Regions from separate parts of the Homo sapiens genome. Here regions 1 and 3 are each linked to region 2. A link is a contact called in ENCODE Hi-C or POLR2A ChIA-PET data. All regions are on one chromosome and are shown on one strand. The core of a region is the stretch at or near the end of the contact, and the rest is flanking DNA. Distances in the headings are between cores, read along the strand shown.

Region 1 (3,738 bases), core at 1,081-3,580, 1.1 Mb after region 2:
TCTGGAACCTGTTGGGGACAGTCCCTCACACCTGCCCCATTGAGTAAGGGTTCATGTGGATGCCCATCCTCCCCCAGGAGTCCCAAATCTAAGACACTCTGAGACTCCTGTCACCCACCCCCACCTTACACAGCCGGCCTTTCTGTGCAGTCCTTCCAGGAAACTCTGGCTGGACCTGGGCTCTCGGCTTGACTGCACTCTCCCCAAGTCCCCAGGGCGGCCAGTGGTGACTATTCTTGAAAACGAGCTTGGCAGAGGATCTGGGGACACGCACTCCAGATGCAAACACGTTTGCACTCTTTGGGCTGGAATCCCCTCGAGCGGTACACTGCACCCGTGGGCTTGCTAAGAAACCACCTCACAGAGGGCAGATTGATTGGACAAAAGGCATTTGGTCCCCAAATTGATTGACGTGTGTGAATGGGAGTTTTCAGAACAAAGACCCAAAGATATGGGGGAAACAGGCTGGGCGCGGTGGCTCACGCCTGTAATCCCAGCACTTTGGGAGGCCGAGGGGGGGCGGATCACGAGGTCAGGAGATCGAGACCATCCTGGCTAACACGGTGAAACTCCGTCTCTACTAAAAATACAAAAAAATTAGCGGGGGCTGTGGCGGGCGCCTGTAGTCCCAGCTACTCGGGAGGCTGAGGCAGGAGAATGGCGTGAACCCGGGAGGCGGAGCTTGCAGCGAGCCGAGATCGCGCCACTGCACTTCAGCCTGGGTGACAGAGCAAGACTCCGTCTCAAAAAAAAAAAAAAAAAAAAAAAAAGATATGGGGGAAATTGCCATTTCTGATGCTTAGGCTCAACAAAGTATGGACATCCATGCGGGAACACAGATGAACCAAGGGACCTGCACTAATGCTCCTGGACCGCAAGGGGAAGCGCAGCGAGGGCTGTTGGTCTAGATTTCTTGAACTTTCTGAGCAGCATTCCTTCCTTCTGGGCATGGAGCAGGACCCTCCTGGAATGGGGTCTTATGCCCTACAGTCAAACAAGAGAGGTCAGATAATTTATGGCCAGCTTCTAAACACAAAGGTGGAGGGAAAGTTAGAGCAATATTTTTAGGTTTGATGTCTGGCTGTGTGGAAAGGCGGGGTTCTGATTTCTATGACCTGCCCTGGGGAAAATGGATTCCAGTTTCTAAGGCCAGCTTCGGGGAAAATGGCACTGAGAGACAGGAGAGCAAGAGAAGGTCAGAGAAACACTTTTTCTTCCGAAGCTGCTTCTGAGGCCTTCATTTTGGGGTATTGTTTTCTGATGCCCAACATATCTGAGCTGCTGAACGAAGGGTAGCTGCTGAACCACTCCCACGGTGACTTGGAATGGCTTAGCCAGCCGGCCTTGGGCCACCTGGCTCTGGCCCCCCTGCCCACCAGGACTTTGGCCGGCTCTCGCTCGCCTCTGCGATGTCCGTCCCACCCTGTCTCACCCCTGCAGTTTTCTGCTCTGTGGAGCGATGATTGACACATGGCAGGGGGACACTGGTTTTGACATTTGAGCCTGTGCCCAGCCCTTGCCTGGGGAGGAGGTGGGGCAGGAGTCCTGAATGAGCATCTCCCTACTTAGTGACAGTCAGGGGCACGGAGAATGGTGCCCAGGCCAAGGGCAGGGCTTGGGCCAAGTGTGCGCAGCGTGGGGTGTGTGTGCTCCAGCGGCTCCTGCTGCGGAGGGCGGCATGAGGCTTGTTTACCTGTGTGCTGGCATCTCTGGTGGCCCCTGCAAGGGTGGGGAAGTGGCAGGCAGGGTGAAATGGGGAAAAGTGGGCTCTCAACTGCTCCTAGCAGCCTCCGGGTCTGGGGAGGGAAGTGAGGAGGGGCCCAGAGCTGTCTCCTGGTCACTCTTCTGGGGCTCTGTGCAGACCTTTGGCAGGGCCAGGCTACACCACACCCTCTACAACCTCCCCTGACTTCTTCCCCTAACCCCTCACCACCATTCCTCCGCTTTTCTCTCCCCGCCCCTGCCTCCCCTCCATTCTCTCCTTCCCTCCACCTCCCGGTCCCATCCCCTGCCCACACTGCCCCTCCTCAGGCCCAAAGTGGACACCGGTGCTGCCTGAGGGTCAGAGTGTCCACCTCCAGCAGCCCGGGCACCGGGCAGGATTCAAGCTGGAGGGGGCTGGGGCGGGCGAAGCCGGGCACGGGGCGAGCCCGCTGGTGGGCGGGGCAGGGGCGGGTCCTTCGAGGGGAGGGGCGGGCTCGGCCAGTGAGAGCGCAGAAACCGTGGCACGGGCGCTCCCGGAACTGGCGATTGCAAAGCGCGAGGGCTGGAACTCAGACCCAGAGGGGCGGTCCCTGTTGCAAGTCATCTCCCGAAAGGGCGGGGCCGGGGCTCATCCCGGAAGGACCGGTGTCTAGGTCACCCTGGAGCGCTCACCCCACCGGCACCCGTGCCCAAGCCCGCCCCTGCAAAGGCAGGTACTCGAGCACACTCCGGAGAGGGCGGCCTCTGAGCCCCGAACCCCGAACTCCGGCGCAGCGTCGCACCTCTGCCCAATGAGGTGCCCCTGACGTGCCTGCTGCGGCTGCCCTGCTCCCCCCAGCCTCCCTGCATCCCGGGATGGGGGAGGGCGCCAGGCGCAGCTCCCGGACCCTCAGGGGTCTCCCCGCCCTACCCCACCAGCCTGGGTTCGGTACCTCGGGGCTCAGATGTGCAGTCAGCTGTTAATGTGGCAAAATTTGGGGAAGTCCTCTGCAGCCGCAAAATCCAGTTCCCACCAGTTGGAGGCCGGGCGGGGAAGGGTGGGGACAGACAGCACTCCGCTGTGGGAGGTAAGGCAGAGCTACTGGGGAGCCTGGAAGGCTGAGCTATGTCTCCCCTACGCAAGACCATTCCAGAAGCCCCTTGGAGCTCTGGCTGCTGGCCACAGGGGAAGGTAGACCTTCCCTGAGAGCTGCACTGTGTTGGGGACAGGGCCACTGTGGGCCTACGGAGGGCCTCCAGGCACAGGGACCCACATCAGCCCTCTGGCCACAGAAGGCGCTGATGATTTGAGGTGGACTCAGCCACCACTCCGAGCCTCTGCCTCCCTCTAAAAGTGGGGCATGGCACATTCCTGTGTCAGGCAACCAGGCACTGAGCCTGGCCCACCTGCAGGGGTCGGGGGGAGCAGCTTGTCCCTGTCTCCCCTCCCCGGGAGGCTGTGTGCCTGGAGACCAGAGCTGTCAAAAGTGGAGGAGGGGGACCCCCTGATGTGTCCTCTAAGGTCCAGGTAGCAGGAGAGCTCCACTGGGGAGGGGGTCCTGCAGTGCTGTCCTCTCTTGCAGGCAAGGCCAGGCGGGTGCTGCCTGGGACCCAGTGACTCAGCACCCCTGCCCGGATCAACTGGACTTTTGCCCCCTGCTCCGCCAGCCTCCTGCTTGGATCTCTCCTGGGTCTCCCTGCTGCGCCTGTCCAGGATGCAGGGAGCTCGGGCTCCCAGGGACCAGGGCCGGTCCCCCGGCAGGATGAGCGCTCTAGGCCGGTCCTCGGTCATCTTGCTTACCTACGTGCTGGCCGCCACAGAACTTACCTGCCTCTTCATGCAGTTCTCCATCGTGCCAGTGAGTAACACACCCCAGCCCCTGCAGCCCCAGCCAGGGCTGAACCGCTGTTCCTCCTGCCCTCCATCTGGGCCGTCGCAGAGAGTGGGGGTGGGGGTTTCATGCTGCCAGGGCCCCTCCCAGTTGGGACTCATGCCACGCTTAAGCTGAGTAAGTTAAGGACTCTGCCTCTGGACCCCCGTCAGCACATCCTGTG
Region 2 (3,818 bases), core at 1-2,500:
CAGCTACCCTTCCCTCCAAGAAGCCCCAGGATCGTTTCCCCTCTGCTGTGTCTGTCCTCCTTGGAGAGGGGAGGCCTGTGGATAGGCTGGCAAGGTCAAGGCAGGCTCAGGCTTGTGGCTACTCCCCCACAACGACTTTAATTGGGGCTACCCGCCCCCGGGCCATTCCCCACAGCCTTTGGTGAGGCTCAGTCCTACCCAGCTGGCCCAGCCAGCTCCAGCCCCTGCAGCCTTCTGACCTCACCCACCTGCCAAAAGGCAGTGGACCCATCGCAGATCCCAGGTCTCCCACAAAGGCCCAGAGCAAGGGTGGGGCAGGTGCCCAATGGGATGGGTCAGCATACCCCTCCTGGGAATGCGGGCTGCCTTGCAAGGGCTGGGGAGGGGGTCAAGAAAGCAGACTGCAGCATGGCCCTCCTCTGCCCAGCTGGTCAGGCATGGCCGGGCCCCATCCCATCCAGGCCCAATCGGTGGCCTCACCTGGCACAGGGGATCGGCCTGAGGAGCGTGTGGGCCTCACTACAGCACAACCCCAGGCCCGGGGTGGGTGAGCCGACCCACTCCCCATGCCTCCTCCTCTCTCAGGGACATGGGAACTCCTAGGGTCTCGAGGGGTCTCCCAGCCCAGGGCCTGTGATAAGAGCCGCTGGAGCAAACTTTTAAAGCCCCCAGTTCACAGGTGGTAAAGGGGTCCCTAAGGAAATGGACTCGCCCAGACTCGGGGGCTCTGAGGCCTGACCTAGGTCTCCAGCAACAAGGGCGCTCAGTACAGACCCCAATTCCACCTGCCCCGAATGAGCACTACCTCCCCCCGCCCCGCCCCGTCTCCAGGGAGGCTGCGGTCAGTCTGCAGTCCTCAAGGTACAACCCAGGGTGGCATATGGGGGAGAGGCATCTGGCGCCTCTGCCCCGGGTCCCCTGCACCTCCGGAGCCCGGCGCCCCGTAGGCGGGTGGTCCGTGCAGGAGGCCGCGCAGGGCGGCACAGGTGCATTCCAGCGCGGGGGGCGCAAGGGGCTCGTGGGGGCCACAGGGGAGCGCGAAAGTCACCACAGGCCCCGGGACCTCGGCGCCGCGACCCCTGCCCGTCCCTGAGCCCCGGCCCCTGAGGCTTCACCTGACGAGCGCGGAGGCGGGTGCAGCCAGCAGGCAGAGGGCGAGCGGCAGAAGGCTGGAGGGCTGCATGGCGGCGGCGGCCGGGTCGGAGAGGGTCGCCGAGGCCGTGCGCTTATAGCCGGGATGACGCCGCAGTTGGGCCGGATCAGCTGACCCGCGTGTTTGCACCCGGACCGGTCACGTGGGCGCGGCCGGCGTGCGCGGGGCGGGGCGGAGCGGGGCCTGGCCTGGGCGGGGCAACCTCGGCGCACGCGCACAGCGCCCGGGCGGGGGGCGGGGTGGTGGTGCGCCTGCCGCGCCTACAGTTCCCGCCGCTCGCGCCCGCGGGGTCAGCCCGGCCCAGCTTCTGGGGTCTGGAGGATTCCCGTTTCGGCCTGGCCTGGGGTCGTGGGGCGGCCCACCCTGGAGGGCCCCGCGGGGTGACCCCTGTCCCGGCCGCCGCGGCCGTCCCCGCGTCCAGGCCTGCGCGGGGCGCTGCGCCGTGGGCTCCTGCACCTGCTCCTCCCGGCGCCCCCTCGTCCCCCTCCGAGACGCTCCCAGACATCCTCTCTGGAAGCCTCTTGCAAACCAAGGTTAAATTCAAAGTCCCCAGCCCACCGAATGGACCCTCCGCTCCTCTACAGGGCTTCCAGAGAAACCTGGAAAACCAGCTCAGGCCCTGCCGCAAAGGGGGTCGGACCCGCTCCGCCCTCTCCCTCTGGGCGCTGTGCTTAGAGACTCAGGCCTCACCGATGGCTCTAGCCTCCAGATCCCAAATTCCAGCCTCACACTGGCACAGCCTCACGTGGCAGACAGCAGGCCCGAAGGCAGGCAAAGTATTCCACCCTAAAATACATTCCTTTCACATGTTTTGATATGGCACTGCACAGCTGTCTCTTGAGGGGGCGAAATTCGCGTTTTCTAGAGAAGCTCCTTCCCTTAGGAGGTCGGGCACCTTTTGTCCACTCACGTCAACTCTTTTTTTTTTTTTTTTTTTTTTGAGACAGAATCTCGCTCTGTGGCCCAGGCTGGAGTGCAGTGGCATGATCTCGGCTCACTGCAACCTCTACCTCCTGGGTTCAAGCGATTCTCCTGCCTCAGCCTCCTAAGTAGCTGGGATTACAGGCGCGTGCTACCACGCCTGGCTAATATGTATATATACACACACGTATGTATATATATATATACACACACACACATATATAGTGTATATATACACATATATATACGTATATATATACACTATATATGTATATACATATATGTATATGTGTATATATGTGTATATATACATGTATATGTGTATATATGTGTATATATATACATGTATATGTGTATATATATACATGTATATGTGTATATATATACATGTATATGTGTATATATATACATGTATATGTGTATATATATACATGTATATGTGTATATATATATACATGTATATGTGTATATATGTTTTGTATTTTTAGTAGAGATGGTGTTTCACCATGTTGGCCAGGCTGGTCTCGAACTCCTGACCTCAGGTGATCTGCCTGCCTCAGCCTTCCAAAGTGCTGGGATTACAGGCGTGAGTAATCCCACTTTAACTCTTTAGGCAAAACATAACTCTTTCAACCACTTGCCAATCAGGAAATCTTTGAATCCCCTATGACCTGGAAGCTGCCCCTGCCAACCCTGTTTCTAGGCTGAACCAATGTATATCTTACATATGTTGATTTATGGTTTTGGCCTGTAACATCTGTCTCTGTAAAATCCGTAAAACCAGGCCGGGCATGGTGACTGTTGCCTATAATCCCAGCATACTCGGAGGCCAAGGTGGGAGCATTGCTTGAGCTGAAGAGCTTGAGATCAGCCTGGGCAACATGGTGAGACCCTGTCTCTACAGAAAAGACCTGAAAATTTTAAAAAAAAGTATAAAGCCAAGCTGTTACCCAGCCACCTTGCTCACATATTCTCAGGACCTGCTGAGGTGGTTTCACAGGTCATAGTCCTCACATTTGCTCAGAATAAATATCTTCAAATATTTTATAGTGTTTGGCTTTTTTTCAACAACACTCCCTATACCCAGGGTACCCAGATGGACCTCATCCTTACTCTCCAAGTGTCCCCTGCCCAAGCGCCCACTCTCCACCTCCTCAGAGCAGCACCTCACTGGGCCCTGCCCTGGCCACCCTGGGCCCTCCTCCCTTAGCCCAGACTTGCCCATCTCCAATGTGGCACCATCCCTGGAACCCCATCTCCAACGTGGCACCGTCCCTGGAACCCCGTCTTCAACGTGGCACTGTCCCTGGAACCCCATCTCTAACGTGGCACCGTCCCTGGAACCCCGTCTTCAACGTGGCACTGTCCCTGGAGGCCTGTCTCCAACGTGGCACCGTCCCTCTAGGCCCCGACCTCAAAGGTGAGCAGTGTATCCAGGTCAGAAACTGGGTCTCCCGACACTGAGCCTGCAGAGGCCATGGTGACAGTTGCCCCAGGACTTCACCATTCTCGTGTGCCCTGGTCCTGCCTGGCATGGGGGACTGAATTAGGCCTGTTGGAGGGGAGGGCCCGGTCATTCCCCAGATGCTCTGGAGCACACAGCCAGGCGGGAGGTGCGGTCGCTGTAAGTAGGAAAGGGATATTGGGACAAATCATTTAAGGCAGGTCCAAGTCACACAGGAAATGGAGCCAGGGGATGTGCTCAACAGCGACCTCCGCAGGAAGGTCCCTCCAAGAAGGTGGC
Region 3 (3,811 bases), core at 343-2,842, 1.1 Mb after region 2:
ACCCGAGAGGGGGCCGGGAGAGGGCGCGGGGCGCGGGCCGGCCGGGGTGGGGGCGCCGTCCCCGCCCGCGCCGAGGTCCGCGGCGGGTCAGCTTTGTTTACGTCGCCGCGCAATGTGCTGTGTAAGCATTTCCCCTTGTCCCGCGGCCAAGCCCCCCGGGGCCGCCGCCGCGCTTAACCCCCTCCACGCCGTGCTCACGGCGCCCGGCCGCGCCCGGGGAGGGGCTCCCGCGGCCGGGGGCGAAAACTGCGCTCCCGGGGGGTCGCGGCCGGGATTCAGCCTCCCACCCCGCCCGCGCGAAGCCGCTGGAGGGCACAACAACGGGGCGGGGAGGGGGGTAAGGGCGCAGCCGCGCCCTGAGCGCTGCGGGCCCTTTAATGCCACGGGAGGAGGCGGGAACCCAGCGAGGCCCCCGAGGGCTGGGGGGACCGGCCGGCCGGACAAAGCGGGGCCGGGCCGGGCCGGGGCGGGGCCGTGCGGGGCTCACCGGAGATCAGAGGCCCGGACAGCTTCTTGATCGCCGCGCCGTTGGCGCTGGCGGCCGCGGTGCCGGCCGCGGGACGTCCCGAAATCCCCGAGTGCAGCTGGTCAGCGAGAGGCTCCTGGCCGCGCTGCCCCTGGTTCGCGCCCTGCTCGGCGCTCTCTTGAGGCGCCGCGTCCGGGGCCGGGGCCGGGGCGGGGGCCGGGGCCGGGGCCGGGGCCGGGGCTGGGGCCGGGGCCGCGACTGGAGCCGGGGCCGGAGCCGGAGCCGGAGCCGGGGCCGGGGCCGGGGCCAGGACCGCGACCGCGACCGGAGCCGCGACCGGAGCCGCGACCGGAGCCGGAGCCGGGGCCGGGGCTGGAGCCAGGACCGGGACTGGGGGCGGGGTGGACGCCGGGGCCGGGACCGGGACACTAGGCAGCTGCTCCGGCGCCTCCTCGAGGCCGTCGAGGGACTCAGCGGCCGGCTCGAGGGGCGGGCTGACAGCCACCGCGACCGCGACGGGCCGCGGCGCCAGCAGCAGGCGGCAGCGCCCCACCTGCACCGTCTCGCGGTAGAACGCGGGCACCGAGTCGCTGTCCACTTCGGTCCACTGCAGGCGTCCAGGGCCCCGCAGCGGCATGTCCTGCTGGAAGTCGTAATCCCAGCGGTTCTGGTCCTCGGCGTTCAGCTCGGCCAGGCGGGCCTGCAGCTCGCGGCTCAGCTCCTCGTGGTCCACCGGCCCGAAGAGGCTGCGGCAGGCGCTGGTGCGCACTAGTACTGGGAAGGTCCCACGGGCGACAAGACGCTCCATCGTGGATGTGCTGCGGAGGGACGCGTCGGACATGGCCCGGGGCTGCGCAAACGCGGGCAGCGAGAGAGGAGAGGACAGCGAGAAGAAGGGGAAAGGAGAGGAGGAGAGGGCGGAGGCCGGGCGCAAGGGAGACCCCGCGCCGCCCGACTCTGCGTGTGCGAGGGACGCGGCGGCTACCTGGCTGTCCGGTGGTGGACTCTTCTGCGTCGGGTTCGCCTGTCTCGTCCGGACGGCAGCCGCGCCCCCTCGATGCCTGCTGGCTAGCTCGCTCGCTCAGGCCTGGCCGGCACCCCTCGAGCACAGCGCACTTGGCCTGTGGAACGCCCAGCCCGCCTGCGCCCCCTTTATACGCGCGGGCCCCACCCCCGTGCGCGCGGGCCCGGCCGCGATTAGCATAATGTAGTATTTTCAGTTTCAACAACACCACGGCGATTGGCGGCCGCCCCGCTGCCCCGCCCCGCCGCGGCCCGGCCCCCGCGCACCGCCCATTGGCCGCGCGCACACCCACCGGGGGCGGGGCGGGGCGCGCGGCCGGGGCGCGCGGCTGATTGGCGGCCGCGGGGCGAGCGCGCTGTAGCAGGGGAAGGGGGCGGTGAGCGGGGCGGGGGCGGGAGTTAAAGGGCGCTGCGGGCGGTAACGTGACACCGCGACGCCCGCCCCCTCGCCCCATCCCCCCTGCAACACTCCCCCACCCCCCCGGCTCCCGCCCCCCGCCGGCTCCTTTGTCTGCAGGCGGGGGCCTCAGCCCAGCGCGGCAGGGGCCGGCTCCTGGCGGGTCCGGTGTCCGGCCAGGCCCAACTCGACCCCGGCCCGGTCCGGACCCCGGCGCCCAGCTCCGTCCCGCGCTCGCCCGTGGGCCTCCTGCGCCAGCTGACGAGGCTTGGACCCGCCGCTGCCAGCTCGGCCCTGGCCTGCGCCGGATGGGGTCTTCGGCTGCCCCCGCGCGGCCTGCTGCTGCTGGGCTGGTGTCCCTTCGAGGGCTCCGCGCGCCTGGAGCCCTCACACACCTGCTGGCCCTAAGGCCCTCGAGTCGGGAGGGGGGACAGGGGTCAGCTCCACTCTTTCCCCGAGGGACCATGTGTGGGACACCTTGAGAGACTCCCACCAGCCCCCTGGAGCTGGAGTCTGAAGCCGCTATCTGCGGAGGCCCACCCTGCCCAGTAGATGGAACAGGGGCTGAGCCCATCATGTCACTGTCGGGGGTCCCAGCCCTTCTCAGCCTTGGGCCAGACCACTCCAGCCCCGGGATCTGCCTGTCCAGGCTGGCTGGAAGCTGTTGTACTGGGTAAAAGTGAAAGATCTGCCCGAGGTCATAGGGGAAGGGGCTGTGAAGGACCATGCCCCTCCCCCGCCTGCAGCCCTTCCTGGTACAGACCTCGGTCGTGCGCGCACGCACACACACACACACACACACACGCACGCACACACACGGTGCTTCACCCCAGCCAGGCCAGACCAAAAGAGACCATTATTTCCTGCTGCCTCCCTTTTGGCCCACCTACCATGAGGCAGGGAGCCCCCTCCTCAAACCAGGAGCCTCCCAGATCGGGATGGGGACTGTCAGACACCTGTTGGAGGGTCCAGCAGCCCATGAGATCTAAGCCCCTATCTCAGGTGAGCCTGTGAGCCAGCAGAGAGACCTCTGGGAGGGAGGGAAGGTGCGGTCCCCTGAACCCCAACCAGCCTGCCTTTGAGTCCCAAGACACCCCCACCCCCATGGAATGCTGTGGCAGTGTGCAGCTGCAGCTGGGGGAGCAGGGCGGGTCTTCTGGGTCTCAGGGAAGCGAGATCTGAAGTGAGGGGGGTGAACTGGATGGGACAGGGCGTTAACCCAGGAGAGGGGCCAGGGCCATTCTTGGCTCTTGATGGTGGAACCAAAAGCCATGATTTATGTGCAATTTCATATTCTTCTCTGTGCACAATTTACAAATTTCCCGCAACAAGCCCAGATGTCACAATTTTCATCTTAGGAAAACAAAGAGAAGCTGAAGAAGGCTCCCCAGGCCCTGCGAACCCCTCAAGCAGGGCTCATATCAACTGGCCTGGGGGCAGAAAGAGGCAAAGTCTAGTCTGCTCCATGCCCCTATGCTGCCACCTCCCCAGAGACTAGGAGCAAAGGGCTAGAGTGGGTAGTGACCTAGAGGCCCCCGGATACCCACACTCCAACCATCAGGACTCATTGGCCTTGGTGACACCACTCAGAGGGTGTAGCTGCCATCATCCTGTGTTATAGAAGAGCAGCAGAGACCGCGTCAGCCGCTGAGGCCGCACAGCTGGAAGGAAGCAGGGCTCAGAACTCCCGGGCTGCCTGGCTTTCTGGTTTGGTTTCCACTTAGGTTTCCTACTTTTATTTTTCCACTTTACCAGCTTAATTACAGAGTCAAACCCAGTGCTGTGGGGATTCCTCCGTCTTGGCCTCGTTAGAAGCTGAGAGGTGACCTGCTCTAAGTCTGTCACTCTGAATTCGATCAAAGATGGTACCCAATAGCATTTTAAACCTGCACGTCCCAGGAGCGGGGCTGTGTCCCCCCAGCCCA

The links. Hi-C counts contacts between places; a loop is a spot of excess contacts on that map. ChIA-PET counts read pairs that join two places held with the same protein, here RNA polymerase II (POLR2A). Pooled maps may share reads with other maps.
Region 1: a map of CD4-positive, alpha-beta T cell shows a loop between it and region 2 (3-fold over the local background). The contact joins the promoter of SLC67A1 here to the promoter of CTSD in region 2. A Hi-C loop is called at or near these places in 2 of 168 maps with a recorded cell type or tissue (CD4-positive, alpha-beta T cell and naive thymus-derived CD4-positive, alpha-beta T cell), 1 of 37 single-sample maps with no recorded cell type and 8 of 50 pooled maps. POLR2A ChIA-PET finds 5 or more read pairs at or near these places in 1 of 52 experiments (H1).
Region 3: a loop to region 2 is called in a map of prostate gland, with 4 times the contacts of the local background. The contact joins the promoter of CDKN1C here to the promoter of CTSD in region 2. A Hi-C loop is called at or near these places in 3 of 168 maps with a recorded cell type or tissue (CD4-positive, alpha-beta T cell, ascending aorta and prostate gland) and 10 of 50 pooled maps. POLR2A ChIA-PET finds 5 or more read pairs at or near these places in 1 of 52 experiments (H1).

Annotation. Positions count from the first base shown.
Region 1 is chr11:2,899,948-2,903,685 of GRCh38, forward strand. SLC67A1 (solute carrier family 67 member 1) reads left to right here and starts at 2,331. Exons shown (of 11, transcript NM_002555.6): 1 at 2,331-2,417; 2 at 3,267-3,542. The coding sequence starts at 3,399. It overlaps SLC67A1-AS (SLC67A1 antisense RNA), which reads right to left and starts at 3,628. Exons shown (of 3, transcript NR_169305.1): 1 at 3,512-3,628; 2 at 2,637-2,762. RefSeq lists a silencer at 2,463-2,592 and an enhancer at 3,518-3,738.
Region 2 is chr11:1,762,677-1,766,494 of GRCh38, forward strand. CTSD (cathepsin D) reads right to left here and starts at 1,251. Exons shown (of 9, transcript NM_001909.5): 1 at 1,116-1,251. The coding sequence starts at 1,183. RefSeq lists silencers at 821-910, 1,161-1,630.
Region 3 is chr11:2,884,183-2,887,993 of GRCh38, forward strand. It overlaps CDKN1C (cyclin dependent kinase inhibitor 1C), which reads right to left and starts at 1,593. Exons shown (of 4, transcript NM_001122630.2): 1 at 1,452-1,593; 2 at 488-1,284. The coding sequence starts at 1,274. SLC67A1-AS (SLC67A1 antisense RNA) reads right to left here. Exons shown (of 3, transcript NR_169305.1): 3 at 3,162-3,811. RefSeq lists enhancers at 583-1,418, 1,419-2,254, 2,255-3,090.